Regions from separate parts of the Homo sapiens genome. Here all the other regions are linked to region 1. A link is a loop called in an ENCODE intact Hi-C map of the cell type or tissue named here. Cell type or tissue: CD4-positive, alpha-beta T cell. All regions are shown on one strand. Links, peaks and the distances in the headings refer to the core of each region. The heading gives the core; the rest is flanking DNA.

Region 1 (7,829 bases), core at 1,223-6,222:
TGGAGAAATACAGGGAAATACAACACGAAGAAAAAAATCAGATAAACCCAGAAGAAGAGTTCTAAAGAAAAATTGACCTGGTCTATCAACATGACAATGTCAAAAATGGGGGAGGGGAGACAGGAGATGGCATCTATGCTAATTTACAGAGATTAAGAAACATAACAAAGGCCGTGGTTTTTTTTTTGTTTGTTTGTTTGTTTTTTTTTTTTTTTATTGATCATTCTTGGGTGTTTCTCGCAGAGGGGGATTTCGCAGGGTCATAGGACAATAGTGGAAGGAAGGTCAGCAGATAAACAAGTGAACAAAGGTCTCTGGTTTTCCTAGGCAGAGGACCCTGCGGCCTTCCGCAGTGTTTGTGTCCCTGGGTACTTGAGATTAGGGAGTGGTGATGACACGAGCATGCTGCCTTCAAGCATCTGTTTAACAAAGCACATCTTGCACCGCCCTTAATCCATTTAACCCTGAGTGGACACAGCACATGTTTCAGAGAGCACAGGGTTGGGGGTAAGGTCACAGATCAACAGGATCCCAAGGCAGAAGAATTTTTCTTAGTACAGAACAAAATGAAAAGTCTCCCATGTCTACTTCTTTCTACACAGACACGGCAACCATCCGATTTCTCAATCTTTTCCCTACCTTTCCCCCTCTTCTATTCCACAAAACCGCCATTGTCATCATGGCCCGTTCTCAATGAGCTGCTGGGCACACCTCCCAGACAGGGTGGTGGCCGGGCAGAGGGGCTCCTCACCTCCCAGTAGGGGTGGCCGGGCAGAGGCGCCCCTCACCTCCAGGACGGGGCGGCTGGCCGGGCGGGGGCTGACCCCCACCTCCCTCCCGGACGGGGTGGCTGCCGGCGGAGACGCTCCTCACTTCACAGACGGGGTGGCTGCCGGGCGGAGGGGCTCCTCACTTCTCAGACGGGGCGGCTGCCGGGCGGAGGGGCTCCTCACTTCTCAGACGGGGCGGCCGGGCAGAGACGCTCCTCACCTCCCAGACGGGGTTGCGGCCGGGCAGAGGCGCTCCTCACATCCCAGACGGGGCGGCAGGGCAGAGGCGCTCCCCACATCTCAGACGATGGGCAGCCGGGCAGAGACGCTCCTCACTTCCTAGATGGGATGGCGGCTGGGAAGAGGCGCTCCTCACTTCCTAGATGGGATGGCGGCCGGGCAGAGACGCTCCTCACTTTCCAGACTGGGCAGCCAGGCAGAGGGGCTCCTCACGTCCCAGACGATGGGTGGCCAGGCAGAGACGCTCCTCACTTCCCAGACGGGGTGGCGGCTGAGCAGAGGCTGCACTCCCGGCACTTTGGGAGGCCAAGGCAGGCAGCTGGGAGGTGGAGGTTGTAGCGAGCCGAGATCACGCCACTGCACTCCAGCCTGGGCAACATTGAGCACTGAGTGAACCAGACTCCGTCTGCAATCCCGGCACCTCGGGAGGCCGAGGCTGGCAGATCACTCGCGGTTAGGAGCTGGAGACCAGCCCGGCCAACACAGCAAAACCCCGTCTCCACCAAAAAAATACGAAAACCAGTCAGGCGTGGCGGCGCGTGCCTGCAATCGCGGGCACTCGGCAGGCTGAGGCAGGAGAATCAGGCAGAGAGGTTGCAGTGAGCTGAGATGGCAGCAGTACAGTCCAGCTTCGGCTCGGCATCAGAGGGAGACGGTGGAAAGAGAGGGAGAGGGAGACCGTGGGGAGAGGGAGAGGGAGAGGGCAATAAAATTTATGTATATATAAATTATTATTGTTGCTGAGCAAGGTGGCTCATGCCTGTAATCCCAGCACTTTGGGAGGCCAAGGTGGGTGGATCACCTGAGGTCAGGAGTTCGAGACCAGCCTGGCCAACATGGTGAAACCCCATCTCTAGTAAAAATACAAAAATTAGCCAGGCATGATGGCAGGTACTTGGGAGGCTGAGGCAGGAGAATCACTTGAACCCGGGGTCGGGGGGTGTCAGAGGTTGCAGTGAGCTGAGATTGTGCCACTGCACTCCAGCCTGGGTGACAAGAGCGAAACTCCATCTCAAAAAAAAAATATTACTGTTGTTGGTTTTTTCTCTCTTATTATTTTTTAATTAAATTTAAAAAAGTTTTGGTCGGGTGCGGTGGCTCACCCCTGTAATGCCAGCACTTTGGGAGGCCAAGGCGGGTGGATCACAAGGTCAGGAGATCGAGACCATCCTGGCTGACACGGTGAAACCCTGTCTCTACTAAAAATACAAAAAATTAGCCGGGCGTGGTGGCGTGAACCTGTAGTCCCAGCTACTCAGGAGGCTGAGGCAGGAGGATAGCATGAACCCAGGAGGCGGAGCTTGTAGTGAGCTGAGATCGTGCCACTGCACTCCAGCCTGGGCGACAGAGCGAGACTCTCTCAAAAAAAAAAAAAAATTTTTTTTTGAGGCAGGGTCTTTGTCACCCAGGCTGGAGTGCAGTGGTGCAATCTTAGCTCACTGCAGCCTCCATCTCCTGGGCTCAAGGGATCCTCCCTCCCAATCCCCTGAGTAGCTGGGACTACAGGCAGACACCACCATGCCAAGCTCATGTTTGTTTGTTTGTTTGTTTGTTTTTGAGATGCAGTCTTGCTCTTTCGTCCAGGCTGGAGTGCAGTAGTGCGATTTCTTCCAGGCTGGAGTGCAGTGGTGTGATTTTGGCTCACTGCAAGCTCTGCCTCCCGGGTTCAAGCGATTCCCCTGCCTCAGCCACCTGAGTAGCTGGGACTACAGGCGCCCACCGCCACACCCAGCTAATTTTTGTATTTTTAGTAGAGACGGGGTTTCACCATGTTGGCCAGGCTGTCTCCAACTCCTGACCTTAAGTGATCCGCCAGCCTCGGCCTCCTAAAGTGCTGGGATTACAGGCGTGAACCTCTTCGGCCAGCCTCCCAGCTTATTTTTGTATTTTCTGTAGACACGAGGCTTTGCCCTGTTGCCCAAGCTGGTCTCCAACTCCTGAGCTCAAGTGATCCTCATGCCTCAGCCTCCCAACGTGCTGGGACTACAGGCATGAGCCACTGTACCCAGACTATTGTTTTTTACTAAAGGAGACTTACTAGAAAACTGACAAAATCCAGGCTGGGCGTGGTGGTTTACGCCTGTAATCTCAGCACTTTGGGAGGCCAGGGTGGGTGGATCACCTGAGGTCAAGAGTTTGAGACCAACCTGACCAACATGGTGAAACCCTGTCTCTACTAAAAATACAAAAATTAGCCGGGTTTGGTGGCGCACGCCTGTAATCCCAGCTACTCGGGAGGCTGAGGTAGGAGAACCACCTGAACCTGGGAGGCAGAGGTTGCAGTGAGCTGAGATCGTGCCATTGCACTCCAGCCTGGGCAACAAGAGCGAAACTCGGTCTTGGAAAACAAACAAACAAAAAAACCTGACAAAATATCAAAGATAATTATAACCCTTAGGGGTCCCAGATTTCTCTTCCTCAGGAAATGGCAAGGGGGTGCGGGAGAGGGGCCATCCGCTTTGGCTGGCTTAGTTTCCTTTCCACAACCCTTTCTGGAGAAACACTAAATGCCACCATTTTTTGGTCCTTGGCCTGGAAATTTCCCTATCTGCACCCCCTGCGCTGTAGCTTAGGCTATTCAGCAGAGATCTGCAGGCTCCAGCGGGCGTCGGACTTACAGAGGCAAATGTGACCATGTAAATTCCCAGGCCCACCCGTGACAGAGAGCCTCTGATTCAGCAGGCCTCCTTTGAGGCTGGGGATTTTAAACCCGCGTCCTGTGATTGGGATGGGGATTGAGGGCTATATTCAGCGCCTGGCCACCAGAGGGCGCAGCGGGCTGGGTTCAGCGGTACCCCTTTGAGATCTTGTGTCTCAAGACAGGTTGCTGTCATCAAGGATTTGCTGGTTAGACAACAGGCAAGGGGTGAGCTGGGTCCTCTTGGGCAGGAGCCTAGTAGGAAGACCGACAACAGGAAAGAGGCTCACATCTGATACTGGGCACATGGCTGGGCCTTGGTCCTCGTGCTCCCGGACTTCAGAGCTCAGAGGGGCCAGGGCCTGGCCTAGCCTGGAATCTGGATGGACCTCTTCTGCCCTGGGGCGCGCCGTTTACCCAATCCTGACCTCAGAGAGCGTCTGTCGTTCTGGTGGGAAAACCGAGACCCAGACAGGAACAAGGGCTCAGTGGCAACCGCTCTGCCTCCCAGCCCAGGGCTCTGTCTTGCCGGGGCTGGGGCACAGGGTGGACCCCAGGAAGTTCTGCTATGAGTCAGCTTCGAGTGCTCAGGGGACCGGACAGAGGCTGCTGGCCGGGGAAGGATGCCGGCCGGCGGTACCTACTTCCGCAGCTGTGGGTATCCCTGCCTGGTGATTCAGCTTCCCTCTGAGGGTCCCCAGGGGGCGCCGCCCTGGACTGGGAGGCTGGGGAGGATGCTGGGGCTACGGAGGGGCGATGGAGGTGCCTTAAGGGACCCCGTAATCCAGCTCTGCTGGATGCTGAGGTCCCACGAGATAATTGTGGCCAGAGATCAGGTGGGCGTAAGACTGGTCCTAGGATGGGGGCTGTGGGCCCCTCCTCACTACCCTGCTTCTTGAAGATAGCCTGGGCGGCTGTGCGGGATACCCCAGTGTCTCCAGCAATGCGCGTTCATCTCCATGGAGGGCTCGCCTTGGCGCTGGGTGGGGAGCGACTTGGTCCCCCCTGGCGGCGAAGAGAGGCTGACCACGCCAGCTCGTGGGGGGGTCTACTGGGCAGATGCGCAGGCCCCGGGCGGAGGAGGGCTGATGGGGGAAATGCCAGGCCGATGGGGGAGGGGCTGTGAGCGGGAGGCGTTGGGGCGGGGCAAGACCGCCCTCCCGGTCCGGGGGCGGGGCTTGGCCTGGGGCGGGGCTTGGCTGGGGTGCTCAGCCCAATTTTCCGTGTAGGGAGCGGGCGGCGGCGGGGGAGGCAGAGGCGGAGGCGGAGTCAAGAGCGCACCGCCGCGCCCGCCGTGCCGGGCCTGAGCTGGAGCCGGGCGTGAGTCGCAGCAGGAGCCGCAGCCGGAGTCACAGCCGCAGCCAGAGCCGCAGCCAAAGCCTCAGAGAGCAGGAGTTGGAGCGCAGGCCCTGCTGGATCCGCGCCTAGCTCGCCGCCAGGCACCGGCCGGAGGACGGGCCGTGGTGTCAGCTCACTGCCCGGGCGCTGTGGGAGGCAGCGAGCCCGCGACCCCCCGGGCCGGGCACCGCCAGGCGCGGAGCCCAGATCGCCCCCCTGCCAGGCCTGGTCACGGCCAGAGCACGCAGGAGTTCCCAGGGTCTGGATCTGCGCGCACCCTAATGACCTGGGGACTGAAGAGAAAAAAGGAACGAGGATTTCATCTAAAAGCATAACGTGGGCACTAGGCGAGGAGGAAAGTGGAGACCACCTGGCACGGGGCAGAGGTGCCTGGAGCCCACGCTTGAGCATCGGAGACCCTGGCATCCTAGCAGCCGCGACCTTGGCTCTGCCCTGTCTGAGCTGGAAACACAGCTTAGCTTCTAGACATCGCTGGCACAGGCCTGGCACAAGTAAGCAGTGTCCTCACCTGTCTGAAACGGGACACGGGGTCGGAGGAACCAGGATCTAGCCTGGCCCCAAGCGGAACTCTCTGGTGGCCCAGAGGTCGTCACTGGGGAGCCCGCCTCCTGCCCTAGCCTCACTGGTGCGGATGTGCCGCTGCCCGCCGGAGCACCATGATGGCAGGATGACCTCAGCCGAAGTAGGAGCAGCAGCTGGTGGTGCTCAGGCGGCTGGGCCCCCCGAGTGGCCCCCTGGCAGCCCTCAGGCCCTCCGGCAGCCTGGCCGGGCCCGAGTGGCCATGGCAGCACTGGTGTGGCTGCTGGCGGGAGCCAGCATGTCAAGCCTCAACAAGTGGATCTTCACAGTGCACGGCTTTGGGCGGCCCCTGCTGCTGTCGGCCCTGCACATGCTGGTGGCAGCCCTGGCATGCCACCGGGGGGCACGGCGCCCCATGCCAGGCGGCACTCGCTGCCGAGTCCTACTGCTCAGTCTCACCTTTGGCACGTCCATGGCCTGCGGCAACGTGGGCCTAAGGGCTGTGCCCCTGGACCTGGCACAACTGGTTACTACCACCACACCTCTGTTCACCCTGGCCCTGTCGGCGCTGCTGCTGGGCCGCCGCCACCACCCACTTCAGTTGGCCGCCATGGGTCCGCTCTGCCTGGGGGCCGCCTGCAGCCTGGCTGGAGAGTTCCGGACACCCCCTACCGGCTGTGGCTTCCTGCTCGCAGCCACCTGCCTCCGCGGACTCAAGTCGGTTCAGCAAAGTAAGTGCCTGGGTGGCCAATTGAGAAGGTGGGGGTCCGGGTGGGTGCATGGCCTGGATGGCCCTGTGAGGGGTATGGCTGTTGTCCCATTTTACAAATGAGGAAACTGAGGTTCATGGCTGTGGAGGAAGCAGAACTGAGGCTCAGAGAGGGCCAACAGTTCAGTGAGTTCCAGGCCCCAGACTCAGGCTCTGGAGGCCCAACTCGTGTTTATTTGTTTATTTACTTATTTAGACAGGGTCTGGCTCTGTCACCCAGGCTGCATTGGTGAGATCTCAGCTCAATACAGCCTCCGCATCCTGGGTTCAAGTGATTCTTCTGCCTCAGCCTCCCAAGTAAGTGGGACTACAGGTGCACACCACCACGCTAAGCTAATTTTTGTATTTTTAGTAGAGACAGCATTTTACCATGTTGGCCAGGCTGATCTTGAACTCCTGACCTCCCAAGGTGCTAGGATTTCAAGCGTGAGCCACCCCACCTGGTCAGCTAATTTTTTTTTTTTATAGACACAGAGTCTTGCTATGTTGCCAAGGTAGGTCTTGAACTCCTGTCCTCAGCGATCTTCCCCCCTCAGCTTCCTGAAGTTCTGGAATTACAAACCAGTATTTAGTGATAGCCAGTGATCTGTGTTTGACTAGCCTTTTATCTCACTGTATTGTTCCCATTTGATAGATGAAGAGGCTTGCCCTGGGCCACGTGGCCAGTGAGCAGCAGAGGCAAGATCTAAACCCAGATAGTCAGACTCCATGCTTCCAAGAGATGTGGCCTGAGGCTTTGGACACAAAGGAAAGCCAGAAAGCATGGGCCAGGGAGAGAAAAGGAGGGTCTGGGATGAGCTGGGATTTGGAAGGTCAGGGGTCAGGTCTAAGTCTGGGGAGGGCTGTTGTTTACTGGGAGCTACAGTGTGACAGGCTTGGTGCTGAGTGTTGACCTTGAGTTGTCATGGCAACCACCAACTTTATCCCCATTTTACAGATGATGGGACTAAGACCCAGAGAAGTTCATGATTTGACAGGCTGGGCATGGTATCTCATGCCTGTAATCCCAGCACTTTGGGAGGCTGAGGTGGGAGGACTCTTGAGACCAGGAGTTCGAGACCACCCTGGCCAACATGGTGAAACCCTGTATCTATTAAAAATACAAAAATTGGGGCCGGGCGCGGTGTCTCATGCCTGTAATTCCAGCACTTTGGGAGGCTGAGGCGGGTGGATCATGAGGTCAGAAGTTCAAGAACAGACTAACCAAGGTGGTGAAACCCCATCTCTACTAAAAATACAAAAAAATTAACCGGGCGCCATGGCAGGTGTCTGTAATCCCAGCTACTCGGGAGGCTGAGGCAGGAGAATAGCTTGAACCCGGGTGGCAGAGGTTGCAGTGAGCCAAGATCGCCCCACTGCACTCCAGCCAAGGCGACAGAGTGAGACTCCATCTCAAAAAAAAAAAAAAAAAAAAAAAAATTGGGCCAGGCGCAGTGGCTCACAGCTGTAATCCCAGCACTTTGGGAGGCCGAGGCAAGTGGATCACCTGAGGTCAGGAGTTCGAGACCAGCCTGGCCAACATGGGGAAACCCTG
Region 2 (5,000 bases), core at 1-5,000, 520 kb after region 1:
ATACAAATTGTCAAGTTTGGAAAGGAAGAAACAAAACTGTTATTGTTTGCAGATTAGTCTTCCACCTAAAAACTCCAGGTGTATCTAACACCATTGGTGTAGGGAAGGCAGTATGGTAGGATGGAATAAGCCCAGATCAGACCCAAATTTGAGACCTAGACTTTTTCTCACTTTCTGTGTGATCTCAGCCAAGTCTTTTTGCCTCTTTGGGCCTCATTGGTAAAGCGGAGATAATAACATTTATGCCATGAGGATTAATGTGAGTGTAACTAAAGTGCCTCAGTGACTGACACACAGTAGCCTTTGACAAATGAGATCTTCATTTAAGGAGGGCACTTGAGGGCAGAAGCCAGGCAAGATGGTGGTGTGACTGACCTGATATTCAGTTCACCAGGCTGTAGAATGTGGGCTCCTTGTATGTCCCCAGATGACTCCAGCCTGCTAGTGGGGTTCTAAGAAGCCCAGGAGATCCTTCCCTATACCCTGGGTTCAACCCCTAGCTCCACTTCCCCTCCTGGGCAGCCTTGGGCAAGTCAGTTACTTTGGCTGAATCCCTGTTATACACTCTACTGATTGGGATGCTTATGCCTACTTTTCTTTCTTCCCTGGAGTGCAGTGAAGATCAGAGTTGGGGAAGGAGCTCACTGAGGGGAATGCCTCACAGTAAGCCAGAAACTATAGGGAAATCCAGTAGAAACAAGGGGCAGAATGGGCTGTGAGAGATCTACCTACCTGGACAATGAAGCCCCAAAGGACCTTGGGGTATGGGATAGAATGATGCTGAGTGCAAGATTCACTCCCCTCCTGTTCCAACACCACTTGACATCCTACCATGTCCCAGTACTAGAGTTGTCAGATAAAAAAAAAAAAGTCTAGTTACATTTGAATTTCAGAAAACGATAAATAATTTTTATGTAAGTATATGCCCAAACATTGCAATTATTATTATTTATTTTTATTTTTATTTTTTAGATGGAGTTTGCTCTGTTACCCAGGCTGGAGTGCAGTGGCACAATCTCGGCTCACTGCAATCTCCACCTCCTGGGTTTAAGCGATTGTCTTGCCTCAGCCTCCTGAGTAGCTTGGATTACAGGCTCCCGCCACCACACCCAGCTAATTTTTGTATTTTTCGTAGAGATAGGGTTTCACCATGTTGGCCAGGCTGGTCTTGAACTCCTGACCTCAAGTGATCTGCCTGCCTTGGCCTCCCAAAGTGCTGGGATTACAGGCATGAGCCACTGTGCCTGGCTGCAATTACTTTTTTAGTTATCTGAAATTCTAATTTAACTGCATATCCTGTGTTTTTGTTTACTATATCTGGTAACCCTGCCCAGCAGGAGTGAAGTGAAGACACCCAGGGACTCTTCACCTCATTTCACAATGGAGGCCCTAGGAGGAGATCAGATTTGCCCAAAGCTCTGCGACATATCCACTATTTTGTTCTACACAAGGCCCCTTGGCTGAGGTTTAAACCTGGGCTGTTTGTGTTGGCTCTAACTCAGAGAACTTAGCTCACATCCCTTCCTTCCCTCTTAGGGCTGGCCTGGGCCTTGGGGCCATTGACAGTCTCTGGGAGTCTAACTCACAAGATAGAATGAAGAGGGTGGGTGGACAGGGAGCATTAAAGGAGGATCAAGAGGCTCAGCAGGAGATCTAACTACAGAATGTGGCTCCTGGTAGACTAATAATGCCACTTCTATTTCTACAGCCAAAGACTCAAGTTCTCAAGCAGTTTTTAATCTTTGAATTTGCCCTATGTCAATGGCAGAGGGGAAATGGAGCTAGGGCTAGTCTCTGAGCCTCCTGACACCCAGGGCTCTCCTTGCTGCTCTGGGGTCTGGAGAAAAGGGTTAGGAAAGAGGCCCTCTGATGCCCAGACCAGGGAAATGGAAAGAGGAAGGCTTGTGGAAAAGCAGGGTGGGTCCTGCCCGAAGCCCCTGGAGTTTGGTCCAGCCTCTGCTGTCATCTAGTGGACACCCCATGCCAGTGCCTCCTTGAGACTCCTGAACAAGGCTGTCTGCTCCTTTCCTGGTCGGTTGTGCCTGCTAGCCTAGTCCTTCTTGGCTCTGATTCGCTATATGACCCTGAACAAGCCCTTTTCTTCTCTGGTTCTCAATTTTATCTCTTGGAACAGTGGTTCTCCAAACGGTAGCAGGCCCAATCTTTCTAAAACACAAACATAGCCAGTTCTCTCCACTGTCTACATCTGTCTTCTGACCAGAGAGGCTCATGCTGAAGCCTGGTGGGCACTGCAGGATCTGAGCCCAGCTGACCTCACCTACTCCCCACATCTCTGTTCTAACCACACGGAACTACATTCATATTCTCAATTAACACACTCTCTAAGAGCCTTTGCACATGCTGTTCCCTTTGCCTAAAACACTTTTCCCCCTTCTTTACCTGGCTTGTTCTTACTCATCCTTCAGATGTTGGCTTAGCCATCCTGAAACCACCTTTGCAAAAATTATAACTGAGGAAATCATGACACTGAAAGAAATCAGACCTCACCGACTCCATCTTGCTTCTAACCTTTAAGCTGACCTTGTTCATTCCTGGGCGTAGGCCAAACTAACTTTGGGAAGGAATTCAGTTAATCATTTGACTCTGAAACAAAATTGGTAATAGCCCTTTTCCAAAAAGACCCTTTTCTTGCCTGGTGGGGACCAGTCTGTTTTTGCAAGACTAACAGATTAGCTACAAGATTAGAAATTACAGTTTAGGGTCATGCAGCCTCCGGCTCCAAGAGTCTGAACCTCCCCAAATTGCTCCTGGGGATAACATCAGTATTGTAAAATCTAAGATCAGTGCTTGAGGTATTTTGCAGACCCTGCACTGGATGGATCAGCTGACACTACCCAGACAAGTAATGTGGCTCAACCAGCTCTGCCATCCCACCCAGGAACAGAAGACAGCAAGAAAAACTCCCTTCGACCCCCTATAATTCCATCTCCAACCTGACCAATCAGCACTCCCCACTTCCTAAGCCCCTACAAATTATCTTTAAAAACTCTGATCTCCAAATGCTCTGGAAGACTGATTTGAGTAACAATAAAACTCGGGTCTCCCCCACAGCCGGCTCTACATTAATTACTCTTTCCCCATTCCAATTCCCCTGTCTTGATAAATCGGCTCTGTCTAGGCAGCAGGCAAGGTGAATTTGGTGGGGGGTTACAATCCCATTCAGGAAGCCCCCGCCCCCACCCCCACCCCCAAGTCCCCACACTAGGATGGGCGAGCATACCTTAGGTCTCCACTGAGGACTGGTTGTGGTTTCAGGAGGGCATATGATTCTGGAAGAGGTCAAATGTCAGCCCAGGGGGCTGACGGGTAGCCATGGGCTCAGGGTTCAAAATAACCTGATTTCCCATCCCACTATGCCAAGGTTGGACGCTGCGTATGACTATGAGCCAATGACTCCACCTCTCCAAACCTATTTTACAGATGAACAAATCAGACCATGTCTGCACCCACACTGGTCAACAGAATTCCAATGCTAGCCACAAATGTAATCTGAAATTTTCTAGCCATCGAGAACATAAAAGAAAGAGGTGAAAGTAATTTTAATAAGACATTTTGTGAGCTGGACCTGGTGGTGCACCCCTGGTGGCTGAGGTGGGAGGATCACTTTGAGTCCAGGACTTCAGGCTGCAATGAACTTTGATCAATCCTGCCACTGCACTCCAGTCTGGATGAGAGAGTGAGACCCGGTCTCAAAAAAAAAGATTAATAATACACTTTATGTGATCCGATGTGTAAAATATTATTTCAATATGTAATCACTATTTTTAAATTATTAACAAGCCATTTTACACCCTTTTTTGGTACCAAGTTTTTGATATCCTGTGTGTATTTTATTTACACTTATTGTGCATTTCAATTTGGATTCCATCTCAAGCACTCAGCCACATGAGACCGAAGACCACTGTTTCGGATAGCACAGCTCTACATGTAGCATTGGGGAAACAAGAATGATTCCCAGGTTTTTGGTCTGAACATGGAGGACAAAGGATAGGGTAATTTCTTGGTATGGAGGAGGGTGAATAAATGTGGTACAGGGTTGGGGAGAGTCTGAGGGCCTTTGTCCCTTTAAGTGTTCATTGCCCTACATCCTGGGAAAGTTTCTAGACACCTGTCCGGGAGCTGTGTAGACCCTGGTTTGTGTAGACCCTGGTGGCTTGGTGCTAGTGCCTGGGCCTCCTCCTTGAGGCCTGAGAAGGGGTCGCGAAGTCACTCTCACTTCTCTCCCAGACCCCACAGTCCTAGGCTCTGCCCTTTTATGCCGTCAAGGTGTAGGCATTCCCTCTACCAAAGATTTAGCAAAAAAGAAAAGTCAAGTTAATTTTGAATTTCAGATAAAGAACATGTAATTTTTTTTTCTTTTGAGACAAGATCTTGCTTTGTTGCCCAGACTGGAGTGCAGTGGCACAATCATGGCTCACTGCAGCCTTGAATTCCTGGGCTCAAGTGATCCTCCCATTTCTGCCTCCTGAGTAACTGGGACTATAGGCGTGCACCACCACGCCTGGCTAATTTTTAAAACTTTTAGTAGAGATGGGGTCTATGTGGCCCAAGCTGGTCTCAAATTCCTGGCTTCAAGCGATCCTCCTGCCTTGGCTTCCCAAACTGTTGGGATTACAGGCATAAGCCACCGCACCCAGCATAATAATTTTTAAATGTAAGTATGTCCCAGGTGATATTTGGGACATATTTATATTTTTTAAAATTTGATGTTTATGTGAACTTCAAATTTAATTGGGCATATCCTGTATTTTATCTGGCAGCCCTACTTCTAGTTCACCCTTCTGGACTTGGAAGCACTGAATCTGGCTCTATTTCCTTGTTGTGTGACCTTGGTCACATTTCCTCACCTCTCTGAACTTCAGCTTCCTCCTCTGTAAAGTGGCCACAAATACTTCTTTCCTCAATGAACTGTTAAAAGGACTCACTGAGAAAAGTATGAGAAAATGACCTCCAGGAGTTTGAGACCAGCCTGACCAACA
Region 3 (5,000 bases), core at 1-5,000, 120 kb after region 1:
GATGGGAGGGCTGGACAGGCTCAGTGGCCAGAGTGTAGAAGTCACCTGTCCACTCCAGGCCAAACCGTCTTTGGTCAGCAGCCACCACAGAGCGGGATGATGTGCTTTCCCAAGGATTTTGCATGTGATGGTTTGAACACGGGTTATTTGGCTCCCTCTGAAAAGAGTTATTATTGGACTTATCCCCAGGAGAAGGGCATATTTGCCTGCAACCCTTCAGGGGGAAACAAACTTTTTCCACATATTTGAAGTTATGAGAGGGATTTGAAAGCAGTGAAGCAAGCATGTCCTGTAGAATGCCCTGGAATGCAGTGGCCTTTTCTCCAGCCAGTTTGGTATTCCTTCCGTTTTGCCTGGTGGCAGCTCTCACATTCCCTTCCACCTGTGTATTTGGGGCTGGATGACACATTGTTCCCTGTGTGGAATTTATTTGTTCTTAATTGTTATGCCCAAATATTGTGTCACATTGATCAAACTCCAAGAAATCAGAGGCACACAGCACTTGAGAGAATTACTCTGAGTCTTTCTTTCTGCTGCTTGGGGAAAAAATAGATTTTCCTTTGAATCTTTTGGCTGGACTTCAGCCAAAAATTGGGCAGACTTTTCCAAGTGCGTGAGAAGATGCTGAAACTCCCTGGATGTGTTTTCCCTGCACACTCCCTCTGTTTATAGTTCCTGTTTATTGTTGACATTGGAAGGCTCCTGTTCTGTGAAAGAAAGCAACGCAATCCTGCAAGGTCACTGAAAGGCAAAATGGTTCTTATGCACTAAAGTGCATGCATATGTCCCTCAGCAGGCTTTGATTGGTGTCCTTGTGTGTCCTGGGGGCTGAGCCAGATGCAGGGAACTCAGAGATGAACAGGCACAGGCTTGGACCTGGCCTTTAAGGAGCTCACTGTTTGGGGCTGAGGAGAGACTCATGTGGGCAGCACAGGTATGCTGGCCCATGCAGAGGAGAGAAGAGCTGTACCTGGGGTGGAGTAGGCACCTCACTGTTTCCCCGTGCCCCTTGGCTTACACCCCACCCTGCTCTGTAGCAAGCTGCCTTACCTTCCCCATGTCCTTTGTGTCACCCCCGAGGGCTCTCCCTTGGCCTCAGGGAAGCCTGTGTGCTGTGCTGTCCTGCCCCGCCGGCCTCATCTTGGGGTCTCCATGTGTGTCTGACTTCTCCACCTGGAGCTCCTCTGCATGGACCTCCTGCTGCTGTGCTGGGGCAGGGGTTGACCTGTCCAGCCCCCTGGCTTCTGGATCAGCTTTGGTCATTGCCTCTTGGGGCTGCCCTTGCCCCATCTCAAAGCCTCCCATTGCCATATAGCTTTCTGCTGACTACATCTTCCTGTCCCCATCACTGATCTTCCCATCTGTCTTCAAGCTCATAAAAACTCCCCGTCCTTGACCCCTCTGCTTTCTTCCTGTATACCCACTCTTTCTGCTGGGCAGCCTCTCCTCTTTCTTGCTGGGACCCTATCTTCCTGACCTCTTAGCTTTCAGCACACGCATCTCCAACGCCCTAGCCAGGATCAGCTCACTTGTGTCCCCCTGTGGGCACTTCTCAGCTGCTGATGGACAACATCTATAGATCTATAGCTGTGTAGGCCGTGGCCACTAAACAGTCATGCTTTACACCCACTGGGCATGCCAGACCCACAGGGGCGCTTAGAGCAGAGTGGGTGCAGAGCTCTGGGCAGCTGATGGCTGGGACCTCAGATGATGTCCTGGGCCACAGATCAGGAGACTTCCCTGCTGGGCTGGAGATGTACAGGGCCCCATATCACCAGAGAGACCAGAGCTCACCACAGGACCAAGCAGCCTTTCAAGAGAGTCCTTATTATCAGATTCTCATTCCTTTCTTATCCTTTATTAGAAAAATTCATATGAGGAAGGGCATGGAGTTTTCTGCTGTTCTGATGAGGAATCAGGCAACCCCAGGACCGTGTGATTGGTTGTTTAAGCAGCTTCCGAAGTGTAGGCCTCTTTTGACTTCGGGAAGCTTTGTCTTATTTCCAGCTGCCATCTGGTGGCTGGATTGAGGCCCTTCTGAGGGCATGTTGAGTCAACCAGGGCTGGCTTGCTCACCTGTCTTTATAAGGTCCCCACAGGGTCATCAGAATGTGAGACCTCTGGGGAGAAGAGTCCAACCAGGAGAAGGAACTTTCACCTACGCAGCCCCCACCCTCCAAGAGGGGCAAACCTGGCCCAGGGACTGGTCGATTGTGCCCCTCTTCAGCGTTCCCCTCCCTGTGCCACTCATTCTTCCAAATCCTGGTGTCTTGGTGCCTCTGCTAGGATTGCACCCCACCCGTCTCAGCCCTCAGGTCCACCAGGGCCCTTGGCCATGGAGCTTGTCCTCAACCCCTGGGCCTCGTTCCCTGGTCGGCATGCTCTTGCATCTTCAGCTGTGCCTTAACGTGGAGCACCAGTCCCCACGCAGCCTGACCCCACTAGGCCCTGTCCACCTCTGCCCCCACATGGTCACCTCCAGACTCTGTGGGCTCTGGCTCAGTAATCTTAAAATCAGAAGCCCTGTTCTGGCCACCACAGCAGTTACCCTTCCAGTGCCCTTCCAGATCTGACTCCTCCAGGTGGCAGTTGCGTTTTTCTTTTCCTTTCTCACTTGGCCTCGCCCTGTGGTTCATCCCTGCTGGGGTGAGTTCTTCCTCTCTCTCCTGGTTGTCTGGCTTCCTTCACACCTGTTTGTCCTCTGTCTAACCATGGGGCAGCCCAGGCACTAGACAGGTTGGGCCCAAATCCAGACTGTGTCACTTATAAGGTGGGTCCCTCTGCCTCTGTCTCTTCACCCACAAAGTGTATGTAATGATAAAGACCTTTTAGGGGCCAGGCATGGTGTCTCACGCCTGTAACCCCAGCACTTTGACTTTGGGAGGCTGAGGTGGGCGGATCACGAGGTCAGGAGTTCCAGACCAGCCTGACCAATACGGTGAAACCCCGTCTCTAGTAAAAATACAAAAATTAGCTGGGCATGGTGGCGCACGCCTGTAGTCACAGCTACTCAGGAGGCTGAGGCAGAAGAATCGTTCGAACCCGGGAGGTGGAGTTTGCGGTGAGCAAAGATCATGCCGCTGCACTCCAGCTTGGACGACAGAGCGAGACTCCATTAAAAAAACAAAACAAACAAACAAAAAAAACCTCTTAGAGTTGTCAAGAGGGATAAATCAAATCATGCTACAAACTGCCCAGCAGTCACTGGAGTGTGGTGGCCACTCAGCTGACGGAAGTAACATTGTCAGTCTTTGGGTGATGACCTGTCAGTTCTGCACCTTCTACCTTCAGGCAGGGGTGATAGGGCCCTTTGCTGAGCACACGTACACATGCTATGCAGCCACGTTCTGCAGTGACCCTCCCAGCCATGCAGACAACACTCCTCAAACCCAGGGTATCTGCTGTGTGGTGACCCCTTCCAACCATGCAGACCACACTCCTCAAACGCAGGGTATCTGCTGTGCGTTGACACCTCCCAGCCAGGCAGACCACACTCCTCAAACCCAGAATATCTGCTGGCCTTGATCAGTACCTGTCCCCTTTGTGTGAGTCCCTCACCACCTTTCTCTCCCATCTCCCAGGGACGTCCTTGCTACTCTGTATATTTTCACTGCTGCCTCCTGCCACACTGCAAAAGATCTTGCTTCCTCATGCATAGAACAAAACCAGATCCACAGCTGAGCCCCTCAGCTCTCTGCCATTACACGCTCCCTGCGTCCCCCCTGCCATATGAATCCCAAATGATTCCAGTGGAGACATTTCTCCCCTTTGAAGCAGTGCCAGCTTCAAAGGGTGATTTTCTCCCTCTTGCTGGGGGACTTGGTTTTATCGCTGTTTTCTTTTTCCTTTTCTTTTCTTTTTTTTTTGAGACAGAGTCTCTGTCGCCCAAGCTGGAGTACAATGGCATGATCTCGGCTCACTGCAACCTCCGCCTCCCGGGTTCAAGTGATTCTCCTGTCTCAGTCTCCCGAGTAGCTGGGTCTACAGGTGGGTGCCACCATACCTGGCTAATTTTTGTATTTTCGGTAGAGACAGGGTTCCACCATGTTGGCCAGGCTGGTCTCAAACTCCTGACCTCAAGTGGTCTGCCCGCCTCGGCCTCCCAAAGTGCTGGGATTACAGACATGAGCCACTGCACCCAGCCTTATTGCTGTTTTGTCACTCCTGTAGCCTCAACCTCTCTCCTGGCCTCTTCCCACTGCATATGACCCACCACTCACTACTTTGAAACTGTACTAGCCAAGGTCTCAGGTCACTTTCCAGACCTGGCAGATGACTAAGAAGTGAACCTGGGTGTCACCTTGAGTCCTGCCCTCCCTGATCCCTCATGTGCAGCTTGTCAGCAGATCCTGTCAGTGCCAGACCTGAGCACTTTCACATCTGCCCACTGCCCTCCATCTGCCTGGCCTCCAACCCAGTTTCACTATCTGACCTCCCAGAGTCTGGACAGCAAGAGTGAGTCTTTTAAAATCCAATTCTGCTCAGTTCCAGTTCCAGGTAGGATTAAGTGAGAAGGTTTCACTCTGCAGCTATGAAACATGGACAGGGCCAGGCACAGTGGCTCATGCCTGTAATCCGTGCACTTTGGAAGCCTGAGGCAGGCCGATCACTTGAGGCCAGGAGTTCGAGACCGGCCTGGCCAACATGGTGAAACCCCATCTCTACTAAAAATACAAAAATTAGCCGGGTGTGGTGGCGCACGCTTGTAGTCCAGCTACTGGGGAGGCTGAGGTGTGATAATCACTTGATCCCGGGAGGAAGAGGTTGCAGTGAGCCGAGATGGCACCACTGCATTCCAGCCTGGGTGACAGAGCGAGACTCTGTCTCAAAAATAAAATAAAATAAAATGTGGACAGAATGCACAGAGCAGCTATTTGAGCACCCTGAAAATTAAGTAGCCACAAGCAGACTAGAGAAGACCAGAATCTGAGGTAACACCAAACAGGTGGTGAGGTTACAATTTTTTCCCTCCAGTATCTTCTAGAGTGGACTCAGGGGAG

The links. A loop is a pair of places that touch in the nucleus more often than their neighbours do. Peaks named below come from ENCODE experiments on the same cell type or tissue, not always from the same donor. Only the 100,000 strongest peaks of a DNase experiment are listed, where the experiment ranks them.
Region 2: a loop joins it to region 1, with 5 times the contacts of the local background. A loop is called at or near these places in 13 of 110 quality-filtered maps.
Region 3: it touches region 1 in a loop (12-fold over the local background); 93 of 110 quality-filtered maps call a loop at or near these places.

The regions. Positions count from the first base shown.
Region 1 is chr22:30,630,813-30,638,641 of GRCh38, forward strand. SLC35E4 (solute carrier family 35 member E4) reads left to right here and starts at 4,969. Exons shown (of 2, transcript NM_001001479.4): 1 at 4,969-6,257. The coding sequence starts at 5,639. RefSeq lists an enhancer at 3,691-4,395 and a silencer at 4,727-5,176. In CD4-positive, alpha-beta T cell, for the core only: a CTCF peak has its summit at 3,767 (motif pointing right); DNase peaks (open chromatin) are centred at 3,789, 4,199, 4,849, 5,689 and 1 weaker place; H3K4me3 peaks cover 2,325 bases; H3K27ac peaks cover 880 bases.
Region 2 is chr22:31,147,218-31,152,217 of GRCh38, forward strand. No RefSeq gene overlaps it. Among named protein-coding and RNA genes, the nearest start is that of PLA2G3, 9.2 kb to the left of the region's middle. RefSeq lists a silencer at 657-835. In CD4-positive, alpha-beta T cell, for the core only: a CTCF peak has its summit at 1,930 (motif pointing left); a DNase peak (open chromatin) is centred at 1,984.
Region 3 is chr22:30,753,574-30,758,573 of GRCh38, forward strand. The region is part of intron 2 of OSBP2 (oxysterol binding protein 2); the gene reads left to right. Among named protein-coding and RNA genes, the nearest start is that of MIR3200, 25 kb to the left of the region's middle. RefSeq lists a silencer at 1,949-2,098. In CD4-positive, alpha-beta T cell, for the core only: no CTCF peak of the experiment used is centred there; a DNase peak (open chromatin) is centred at 2,008.